Linked DNA regions of Mus musculus: region 1 is linked to region 2. The links are chromatin contacts, found by Hi-C in ENCODE. All regions are on one chromosome and are shown on one strand. The core of a region is the stretch at or near the end of the contact, and the rest is flanking DNA. Distances in the headings are between cores, read along the strand shown.

The links. A loop is a pair of places that touch in the nucleus more often than their neighbours do.
Region 1: a map of T-helper 2 cell shows a loop between it and region 2 (3-fold over the local background). The contact joins the promoter of Bcas2 here to the promoter of Tspan2 in region 2. A Hi-C loop is called at or near these places in 2 of 37 maps with a recorded cell type or tissue (T-helper 1 cell and T-helper 2 cell).

The regions. Positions count from the first base shown.
Region 1 is chr3:103,169,170-103,175,016 of GRCm38, reverse strand. It overlaps Bcas2 (breast carcinoma amplified sequence 2), which reads right to left and starts at 3,362. Exons shown (of 7, transcript NM_026602.4): 1 at 3,152-3,362; 2 at 2,977-3,069; 3 at 1,672-1,742; 4 at 516-677. The coding sequence starts at 3,244. It overlaps Dennd2c (DENN/MADD domain containing 2C), which reads right to left. Exons shown (of 19, transcript NM_001384113.1): 19 at 5,279-5,847.
Region 2 is chr3:102,733,211-102,738,325 of GRCm38, reverse strand. It overlaps Tspan2 (tetraspanin 2), which reads right to left and starts at 3,556. Exons shown (of 8, transcript NM_027533.3): 1 at 3,261-3,556. The coding sequence starts at 3,329. It overlaps Tspan2os (tetraspanin 2, opposite strand), which reads left to right and starts at 2,909. Exons shown (of 4, transcript NR_040588.1): 1 at 2,909-3,098.

The DNA.
Region 1 (5,847 bases), core at 2,113-4,612, 440 kb before region 2:
TCATGGAAATCCCCAGACCTCAGCCTCCTGAGCATTGCTGGACAGAAGGTGAGCGGCCGGCCACCCTGGTCAGGACTTTAAGCAACATGACATGTGAATACGAGAACCCATTATTTAAGCATCTGCCCATTAAGGAGTGCATTCTATCAAGTGATATTCTGCAGATCACCCTCAGAGCTCATTTTCTTATACAGTACAGTGAACGTGGTAGGTAGTTACGTGGATGTAGGATAGCTCAGCATTAGTGAACTCTAAGGTAGGACTCAAGGTAGCCTTTCGTTGGTGTAGTTCTGAGACAATCCCATGTCAAATCTAGCATTCTTGTTATTATTTTGGGTACAGGGTTTGCTATATGAGCTTAGGATGACTAAACTCAAAATATAAGCCAGGCAGGCCCTCCTCCACACCTTAGCTTCCCACACCAACTGCTGGAATTAAAAACATACCACACTTTAAAAGACACTAGCAACTCTGGGTGGGACAGGATAAGAAAGAGAAGGCCCAGCGCCTCTTACTCATTGTACACCTTCCAGGCATTGCATCCATGCTGTGACATCAGCTCCAGATTCTCGATCCGGACCGCCTGGTGCTCCAACTGAGCCATAGAATTGTTTACACATTCTTGCCATGCAGTAATGTCATTTTTTTGACCTGAGGAAGGGGCTGGAAGTTCATATCTGAAATTACATAACAAACAAACCAATGTATCTTTCAAAGCCTTCATCACTCCTTCCAACAGAATTCTCATGGACATATGCCCACTACATAAAGACAAAGACACAAATTATCAACTCCCGACCACACATGCACAGAGACCAAGGATATAATGTAGATCAGGCAGTACAAAGAAACCTGTTAGTTTGGAAACTGATTTACAGATAAAACTAACAAAAAAAACCCTATTTCCATAAATGTGAACTAGTTAAATGAGCTGTGACAGTCACCAAGACTCTCATGTCTCTTGTTCCTATTTGTCTATCATGACCTTTCTTAGGTAATGTCTAATTATCAGCTTTAAAAAAAAAAAAAAAAAGACTTTTAAAAGATTAATTATTTCATGTATGTGAGTACACTGTCGCAGTCTTTCCACACACCAGAAGAGGGCATCGGATCTGCATTACAGATGGTTGTGAGCCACCATGTGGCTGCTGGGATTTGAACTCAGGACCTCTGCAAGAGCAGTCAGTGCTCTTAACCGATGAGCCACCTCAGCAGCCCTTTAGGCAACTTTTTAAAAAGCTGATAAGCAGTGCTGGAGAGATGGCTTAGCAGTTAAGAGCAGTGACTGCTTTTCCAGAGGTCCTGAGTTCAATTCCCAGTAGCCACATGGTGGCTTACAACCATCCATAAAGAGATCTGACACCTTCTTCTGGTGTGTCTGAAGACAGCTACAGTGTACTTATGTATAACAATAAATAAATCTTTTTTTTTGTTTTTTTTTGTTTTTTTTTTCCAAGACAGGGTTTCTCTGTGTAGCCCTGGCTGTCCTGGAACTCACTTTGTAGACCTTTGCTGGCCTCGAACTCAGAAATCTGCCTGCCTCTGCCTCGTGCGCCACTACGACCGGCTGGTACTCTCTTTTTATTCTCACTTCCTACCCACAGCAGCAAACACAAACACTCTTCCAACCACTGGCAAAGCAGCTGTTACCATAGCTCAACCTCATCTTACCGTTTCATGCTGAGTAATTCAATCGGTTGTCGAGCAGCGAGTCTTTCAAATTCATTTCTCATTATGTCTGTCTGATGCACAAACACCACAAAGAATTAGTAACAGAATCATGCTGAAAATAATGAATGCAGTTTACTGAGATTTTATACTTTGTACTACACATTATAGCGAATCTTTTCCCTTCTCAATCACTACTCAAAAAAAAAAAAAAAAAAAAAAGGATGCTAATATTTGAACCCAGGGCCACTGACACATCCCCCAGTTGAGGTTAATTCTATCTAGAATCTGAAGAAATAGGCATATTCTTTAATTCCATATTCTGCCCAGGCATGAAAGGAGGTGGACATAGAAGAGTCCACCTCTCAAGGATTAACCCTAAACCAGCAGTTTTCAATGCCCTGTAGTCAGCCAGCTGTGGAACTCTGAAAACAGCTTTAATCCCAGCCCCACGTCACGTTGTAATTCACAACACACAACAGTCTTGAATCATTTCAGGAAGTCTCCGCTGCTGCATGACGAACTGACACAGTGTAAACTGTTTGGGTACAGTGTAAATGGTGAAGTCACATGATGTAACATGGACCAGAGCTTAGATCTGGGACTTGAGTTTTCAATTAATTTCTGGGTTAGTACTTTTTACTCTTGCCAAATTTCTTGCAGCTCCCACATCAGTTATGAAACCCCCACTGAGGAGTCACAACCCAGTTTAAAAACCTGGCATCTAGATCCGAAGTATCACACATCCCTGCGCATGGAGCAGTCTCCTTTCAGCCTGAAAGTGCTTCTAACAACATCTAAGTGGTGTTTTTTGGTTGCACTTGTAGAATAACCACTTAAAAACAGCATGCAGTTAGACATGCTTGTTCAGGCATTCATACACCTGTTAACTATCTGAGACTTGGTACAAAAGAATCTCCCTCCAGGGGTGGCAAAGAGTACAGGTACTTAAGATTATAAATATTAAAATCTCGTGAGTGATACCTGTTCTTGAGTGGACCTTAGAGAATAAAGGGCCCTTTTGTGAAATGTACCATGACTCTTCTACACACACACACACACACACACGGAGGTGCACACTATTAAACAAATCTGCAGAAACTAATGGAGCATTTCGCAGGTTCTTGTAGTACGAAGCCCGTGACATGCGCATCTGGCGGTTTCAAACCGACTCACACCTACATGGCACTCAGTACGAGCTGCAGGCACCAGCTAACTTGGAAGGTGGAGTTCACTTTACACAGCTAAAGCCCTCACTCCCGTATCAAAGTCCGCAAGCCTCCTGGCTTACTTCAAAGGCACACTTACTTCAAAGGCAGAATAATCCGGGGCCGTCAGGTAGCTCAGGTAGTTCTTGGTAGGTCGGTATCTGCGCGTCTCCTCCTCCACCAGGGCCGCCGCCTAAGAACGAGAACAGGCCAGGGTCGCGGCGGGAAAGGGCGGCGTGCCTTCGGCGGACCCGCCGCACATGACCCGCACTCACCGCTTCCCGCACGCCGGGTGCCTCATAGCCTTGGTCAAAATATGGTAGCGCATCTACCACCACCTCTCCGGCTACCAAGCCCGTGCCCGCCATCGCGCGGCACTAGGCTTCAAGAGCGCCTTCTGAGTCTGCGCAGCCTCGGTTCTAATTCCACTGCGCCTGCGCCTGGAATGACGTCACACACGCCGCTGCCTTTGGGGCTTCGATTCGGGCGCACGCGCAGTTGGTAATTATAGCCACTAGGCTCTAAGCCTAAGCATCACGTGCTGGCGTGCCGGGGTGCCTTTCTTTGTATGGGTGCCGTTTTTTTTTTTTTTTTTTTTGAAGGAGTGGGTAGGGCAGACTTCGGAAGAGGTGGTTGCTGGACTTGGCTGGAGGGGAGAAATATATTTTCCACATCCTTTAACCTTCCATTGTTTAGACTCACATAGTGCTGGGCTTCTAGCGCTCCCTTGCTTTATCCTCATTTCGCAGCCGGTCCCTTAAGAATGTTCTTTTATAGAAACTAGAAATGTGCGCCTATTTTCCAATTAAATTTTTAGATCCAACAACCTGAGGGGTGCGGCTCAATGGCAAAACCAGGTCAGTCCGCAGCACTGCAAACACCTCATCCCTTCCATGACTGTAATTATAACTATAAAATGCCTCATTTTAGAAGCTCTGCCTTGGAGTGGAGGCAACTCAGGGGAGAGCTAGAAGCCCAGAAAAAGGGAAACTCACAGGAATATGCTAGGGTGACCATAAGACTTGAAGCAACAGGGGATATAGGACCTGAAATGGCCACCTCCTGGAACCAGGCAAGACTTCCAATGGATTGATGGGGACACCAATCTACCCACAAAACCAAAATTTGTCCTGCTTACAAGATGTGTGGGGATAAAGATGGACTAGAAACTGAGGGGATGATCAAGGCCCAACTTGAGACTCATCCCATGAGAGCAAGCCCACCCCTGACACTATTAATGTTTTGCTACACTTCCAGACAGGAGAGGCTTCGCCCAACAGCTGCTGGAAACAGATGGAAAGATCCACAGCCAAACATTAGGCAGAGCTCTGGGAATCTTGTGGAAGAAGGGGAGGAAGGAATGAAGGAACCAGAAGGGTCAAGGACACCACAAAAAAAGCCATACAGAATCAACTAACCTGGTCCCGCAGGGGTTCACAGAGACTGATCCACCAACCAAAGAGGCTGCAATGGACAGTCCTGGATCCTTACACACATGTAACAGATATGCAGCTTCTGTGGGACCCCTAACAGCTGGAGCAGGGGCTGTCTCTGACTCTGCCTTTGGACCCCCTTCCCCTAACTGGGCAGCCTTGTCTAGCCTCAACAGAAGATAGGCCTAGTCTTACTGCAACTTGCTATGCCAAGGCTGATATCCACGGGAGGCCTCCCCTTCTCTGAGGAGAAAGGGAGAAGATGGGGAAAGGAGAGAAGAGAGGGAGTAGGAGGATAGGTGGGAGGGAAGGCTGTGATCAGATAAAATAATGAGAAAATCTTGCTATTTTTTGTCTTTAGGGCCTATACAAAACCCAATCATTTTTGCCTTTAGGATTTGTGGTAATAAAATATTACTCCACGTTGCCTCTCAACCCCTCAGGCTGTAGTTAGCATACATTCTTTGTAAAATATCTTCCAGACTAAGAGGTAATGAAAAAAAGATTGTGAGACTATATAAGCTATCCAGTGTACGTTCAACCAAGAGCTTTGGAAAAGTTGATCTCGGTTATAATCCTGGTTAGTCTAAGCTGGATTTGAGTATTTACGAATTTACATTGTGTAAATGTGCTGTTTATGGGTTTATGTAAAGTGTGTGTGTTGTGATTTGATAACTGCCTCTCATACATAGGCTTAGGGATTTGAACACTCAGTCCCCAGCTGGTGGCGCTGTTGCAGAGGTTTAGTTACTTTTGCTCTCTGCTTTCAAGTTGCCCTTTGAAAATGTGAACTCTCCCGCTACTGCCTTCATGCTTCTCCACCTGAATTAACTCTCAGCCCTGGAATGTAAGCCAAGGCAAATGTTCTTCTTTAAGTTGCTTGGTCAATGTTCTATCACTGCAATAGAAAAGTAACCACTACACATCTTATGTGCATTTGTTTTAAATTCTCCAAGAGATCTGTGGGAATTTTTTTAAAATGCCTTTATCTGTAAACATTTGATAGAAATATTGAACAATTCTTTTTACAAACGTATTTAGAATTCACAACATTTACAAAAACAAATTACAACAAACTCAAGGAAAGGAAGCAGCTTTAGATCTTAAGAAGGTTAAGACTCTCCCAAAAGCAGTCTCCCTGCAGAGGGACAGTCATGATTGACCACAGTAAACCCTCCTTCCCCATCTTATAAACAACCAGTCATGAATTGTTCCATCGGGATTGGAGTGTAGGAAGAAGGAAAGGAGAGAGCTGTCTGGGAGGAGCTCCCCTGGGTGAGCTGCACTAACATTTGAAAGGACAGACTCAGTTCTCTTCCCTGGACCCATGTGTGGGAACTATATTGCACAGCACCAGTCTTAAATGGATTCATTCAGACACCCTAGTATGAGTGACAATGACAATACTATACAAGTCAGTGAGTTGTATCCCAGTACAACAAACAACACTTTCCAAGTCTGAATGAGTATTTTCCATGCCAGGTAAAGCAGTGGGCAAAGGTTACAGAAAACAACTGACATTTACCACAACATTTCTC
Region 2 (5,115 bases), core at 2,307-4,806:
GTGCCTGCCTCCTGGCCAACTTCTGGCAGGACAGGAAGGACTGTCACTGGGGGGGGCGGGGACCCTAGACCTCAAAAGGGAAGACATCTATGGGTTTGTGAAGATACTCAAGTCCCAGCTGAGGGCTTCCTTCCTGGGAAAGCTCCCCAATCAGAAAAAAAGCAAGCAAAATAAAACAAAACCTGTTAGAAACCAGGGCAGAGCCTCTGTGGAACTGGATTCTATATGAATAATTCTCCCATACGATCCACTTCCCCAAGCTGGTAGCTCTCAGGTTCAGTTTGTCCCTTCACTTTATCAGGAAAGCGGAGTATACCTGCTGCCCATCCACGGCCCACCTTCTCTCAGGGAGCCGCTGGGTCCTCCTAGCTCTCCTGGACTCAGTCTATGAGAGCAAAGTTCAACATCTCCACAATGAACAGGCACAGGCATGTCAGCTCTCCTGATAAAGTTGACAGCTGATGTCTGAAAGTCAAGAAAGCTGTTTAAATCCAGGTATCTAACCTGAGGATTCATTAATCCACTATAGAGAGTTAGTTACTCAGTACCTGTGTTGGGCACCATTCTAGGGGCCAGGGAAATGAATGTAAAAATAACAGAAAAAAAAATCCCTGCTCTCAGGGAGTGGGCAATGTTAGTGGGGGAAAAAAGCCAAGTCTGAGTTGAGAGGATAGTGTATAGCTGTCCACCAAAGAAGTCACATGCAAGTCACTTGGCATACACAGATACTGTTTGCCAACAGTCAGGACACCAGGAGAAAGACAGATACTAGTTACTGAACACTTCCTGTATGCCAGACAGTTAATAACAAGAATAACAAATAACTTCAAGCCCCTACTATATAAGGCTGGCTTAGGATACATCACACACGTCCTCAGCACAACTCTGTCCATCTAATTGAACAGATGGGAAGGCAATCCTGGAGGGAAAGCACGCTGGCTCTGGCATGGAGGGAGAGCACACTGACTCTGGCATGGAGGGAGAGCACACTGACTCTGGCAAGCCCCCTCATCTAAGCACACCATGCTTTGGATCTCTGCCCTCAGACCCCCCCTGGCTTTGCCTCTCGGATGGCTCACAATCCTTTGCTCTGCTCCTCATCTGGTGGCTTCCCTCTGCCCACCTCCGTTCTCCCAGGTTGAGCTCCGATATCTCTCAGATGAAGTTGTTTAGGGTCCTCGCTGGTACTGGGATTGCTTTTCTGAACTCTGTACTTAGATCACATATAGAAAAGGCCATCTCCAATCTCAGTGACAGGCACTCAGACTTCACTGGAGTGCTACTTCATCCCTGCGCTTGTGACCCGGGTGTGAAGCTTGTCACTTGGTCACCCTGCCTTACTTTGTTTTTGTTGTTCTCTGTGGGCTGTTCTCTTAGCTGTAGTAGCAGCTTTGGGAACAGCATCTATCTAGTAGTTGTTTGATGGTGATTCTGAAACATGCCCGTGGGTTCAGATTACCTGGATGCCTTCTAGAATAGCTTGCTGGGCTCCTCCCCAACACTGTCTGATTCAGCGAGCCGGGCTGAGTGAAAATATATGTTTCTGAAAATTCCCCAGGGAGCCCTGATGCTGTTGACCCAGGAGCCACATTCTGAGGACAGCTGGGTGACTGAACCTCCCACAGGATGAAGATGGAGGAGGCAGCCTTTGAGTCCTGTCTCTGCCACTCAACAGCTGTGGGACCTATCTGATCCCCCACGTCTTCGTCTATGAAGATGGGGATGCCCTGCTTGCACATGCGCACTGTCCCTAACCCACTGCAAAGGTTTGATAAGTCTGGAGAAGCTGGCACAAAATAAGCACTAAACCCAGCCTGAGAGACTTCCCTCCCTGGCTCACACAAAGTATGTTGTAAGCAGTGAGAGTAACGGGTGTCACTGCAACATGGCACCTATAATTAACAGCCTTCGAAATTAAGCCAGACTTATAAACAAACAAACAAACAAACAAACAAACAAACAATACAGCACAAGGGCGCTCAGAAAGTCTTCTTCCTGGAGTGTGATGGGTGTAAAAGCCAAGTTGTACAAAGTCTATATGTATTTTTAAAATACAGGGGATGTCCCCAGGTACTGCCTCCAGACTGTCCATTGCTAGCCAGTGTTGGTCATGGCCACGCAGTCTCTGAAGAGCTTAGAGTTGCTGGAGTCACCCAGGCTTCAGGGCTGATGGGTTGGTAGTCACAAGTGAGGCCCATCGTTCAATAATTTATTACTTATCGTCCATCCAGCCTCCTCAGAGCAGATGGGACAACCATCGCGGCCAGTCCAGTGGTTTCAAAGCATCCCAAAGCATCTCTGCTCCTGCAGTTACCCACATCCCCTGAAGCGAGACTCGTGTCTTCCCTCAGGGTCTATCTGAGCAGCTACACTGGCTGGCATTCTGTTACTGGAAGGCCAATAGGGACTGTGCAGAATGGGCCTCTGACCGTTTTCCAGGGCTCGGGAGAGAGTATTCCAGGGATGGTACACCTCTAACTATGCCCTGCTAACACAGTAGACTGGGGCCATGGCACTCTCTCTGGCTGTCTCTATGCATCTCTACCCAGGGAATGCTGCCAGGTCTACACCACCCTGCAAAGTTGAATGAGATCATTTCAAGAGTACTGGTTGTACGCAGGGACCCTAGGGGGATGTTGCTGCTCTTCCAAAATCCCTCCATTTTCCAACCCCTCGTAAAAGAGCACCCACCACTGCCCACCCAGAAGACCCCCCCCCCCGCCAATGCCCAAGAAAAGGACGATCTTCCCCACTCTTTCAATTTTCTCTACTGTCCGTTATTTTCCCAACAAACCACCAGAGCCAGGCGGCGTGTCCGCACACTCTTGGTTGGGGCGCCACCCCAGGCAGCCCTACGGTAGGGATTTCCCTCCCAGAGCCTTGGCCCGGCCGCCGGGTTCCCCAGAGAAGGCAGCGCGAGAAGTGGGTGTGTGTACACAGCAGGATGCAGGGAGCACGGGCCGCCAGGCCCCCAGCCCTCGGAATATTGGGGCCCGCTAGATCCCCGCACCTGGCGCCACCCGCCGGGCGATGCCGCCGAAGATGATGGCTTCTTTCGGGGGAGCATCGCACCGTGTCTCCTCTTCTCATCACCTCTGGTAGCTCAAGCTTCTCTATGTCCTATCCCCCTCCATATGTCCCCTCCCTCTTTGTCTGCTTAGCGCCTCTGAACATCCTGCCCTCTCCTATGGCCCAACTCTATTGCGGTCACCTCCCCGGGGACCCTGGCCCCCTAACCGGCCCGCCGGTTCGGGTCTCACCCAGAACAGCAGGTTGAAGCCGAGCAGCAGATACTTGATGCACCGCAGGCCCCCGCGAAAACGCCCCATGCTGCGACCCCGGCGGCGGGCTCCCGATTCCCCAGGCCCGCGCCGAGCCCCGGGAGCGGCGGGCGCCGGTGGAGGGGCGGGGCGGGTTGGGAGGGGCGTGACCTGTGGGCGTGGTCTGCGGGCGGGGATTTGGTCGCGAGCGGCCAGCTGGCTGTGGCTGGGGCGCCCTGGGGTGGAGATCCCGGTCCCACGCACCCGCTCCGGCCCTTGGAGGTAGCACCACCTTCGTCCACGCTGGTGGGCTTGGGCTCCTGTAGCTATCCGAGCATATGTGCGCCCACCCGGAACGCGGGGTCCATTTAATCAGTGCCGGGTGCCCAGACTCCCTTGAGGCCCTCGATGATGGTTGAAGTTATCCTGCGTGTCTATGGAAACCTAGGGAGGTGACTTCAGATGGTAAAGCTAATAGGATCGGTGAAGCCGGTAGAGACTCTGTGGTGAGGCGCCAGGCAGAGTGTCCAGGGCTGCAGTTAAGCAGAGTCCTGCAAGCGCCCAGGCCGCGGGCGGAGGCCGCTGCTGGGGACCCTCCCTCCTGCCGCTGCGTTCCTAGAGGACTGTTACCTTAATAGGCAAGAACTGGGAGTAGGCGCGCCAGGCGGAGGCCCTGGGCCCTGACACTGCTTCCCACCCTGCCCAGTCCAGCCCACCAGATCAGGGAAAGGGAGTCAGACCTCTCACTCACATCCTGCTAGGTTTGATAGATCGGGGGCCTTGAAAGAAGTCCAGATTCTTAGGGTCTAGACTGAGATGTGTAGATCAGGGAAAGGGAGCGAGTTCTGTTTTGCTTTGTTTTTATTAAGCTAGGCGACTGGTGAAGAATCGGGCATTCACTTCAGTTGACTAAGTGTCTACAATATGTGGTGTCAGACGGCACGGGGGAGACAGGAAAGTGTAAAATCAGGGAGCTTGTGCATTAATTTAGCAACACTCTAAGTGCCAATTATAGGCCAGGCATAGTAGCAAGCCCTGGGGACACCAGAAGAATGCCAGGCTTGCTATCACATCTTTACTGGAGGGCACAGATCTGTAAGCAAATTTTTGGAACAAGGTGAGGTGGGTGGGCTAGGAGCTGGGCAAGAGACTGCTTCTGCCTTGACTAAGGAAGGCTTTTCAAGAAGACTGGACCTGATCCTAATTTGTAAAATAGGTGTCAGTAGCTGGGCAGTGGTTGTTCACGCCTTTAATCCCAGCTCTTGGGAGGCAGAGGCAGGCAGATTTCTGAGTTTGAGGCCAGCCTGGTCTACAGAGTGAGTTCCAGGATAGCCAGGGCTATACAGAGAAACCCTGTCTCAAAAAACCAAAACCAAACAAACAAAAAGGTGCCAGTAGAGAGAGCAGGGGGTCAGGGGAGGAAGCAGAGGAAGTACAACCTAGCCTGGGAGCAGGAGTCAGAGAGATGGCCAAGGTGAGGGGAGTCAGGAGCTCACCAGAACAAATCACAGAGGGCAGGCACTTGACTAATGTGACACATTACCCCATTATCTTGGGGCCTCTCTTTCCCATCTCAGTATGGAGATTGTACAACCTGCTTCAAAAGAGTTGTGAAGATTAAGGAGTTAATATATGTACAGTGAGATCAGTGAGGCACATGAGATTATGATATAAGGTAGCCAGGACCTCACCAACCATTCATTCAATTTCTTCCGTGTTACAGTCAGGCATATTTCCATCTTTGAAAAGCTAGTGAATTTTATTTATGAAACTGAGAAGGCAAATGAAAGTGCTGCTTCTGGTAGTAACAGTGAACTGGAGACAAAGATGAAGTCATTAAGTATGCGGAGGCGAA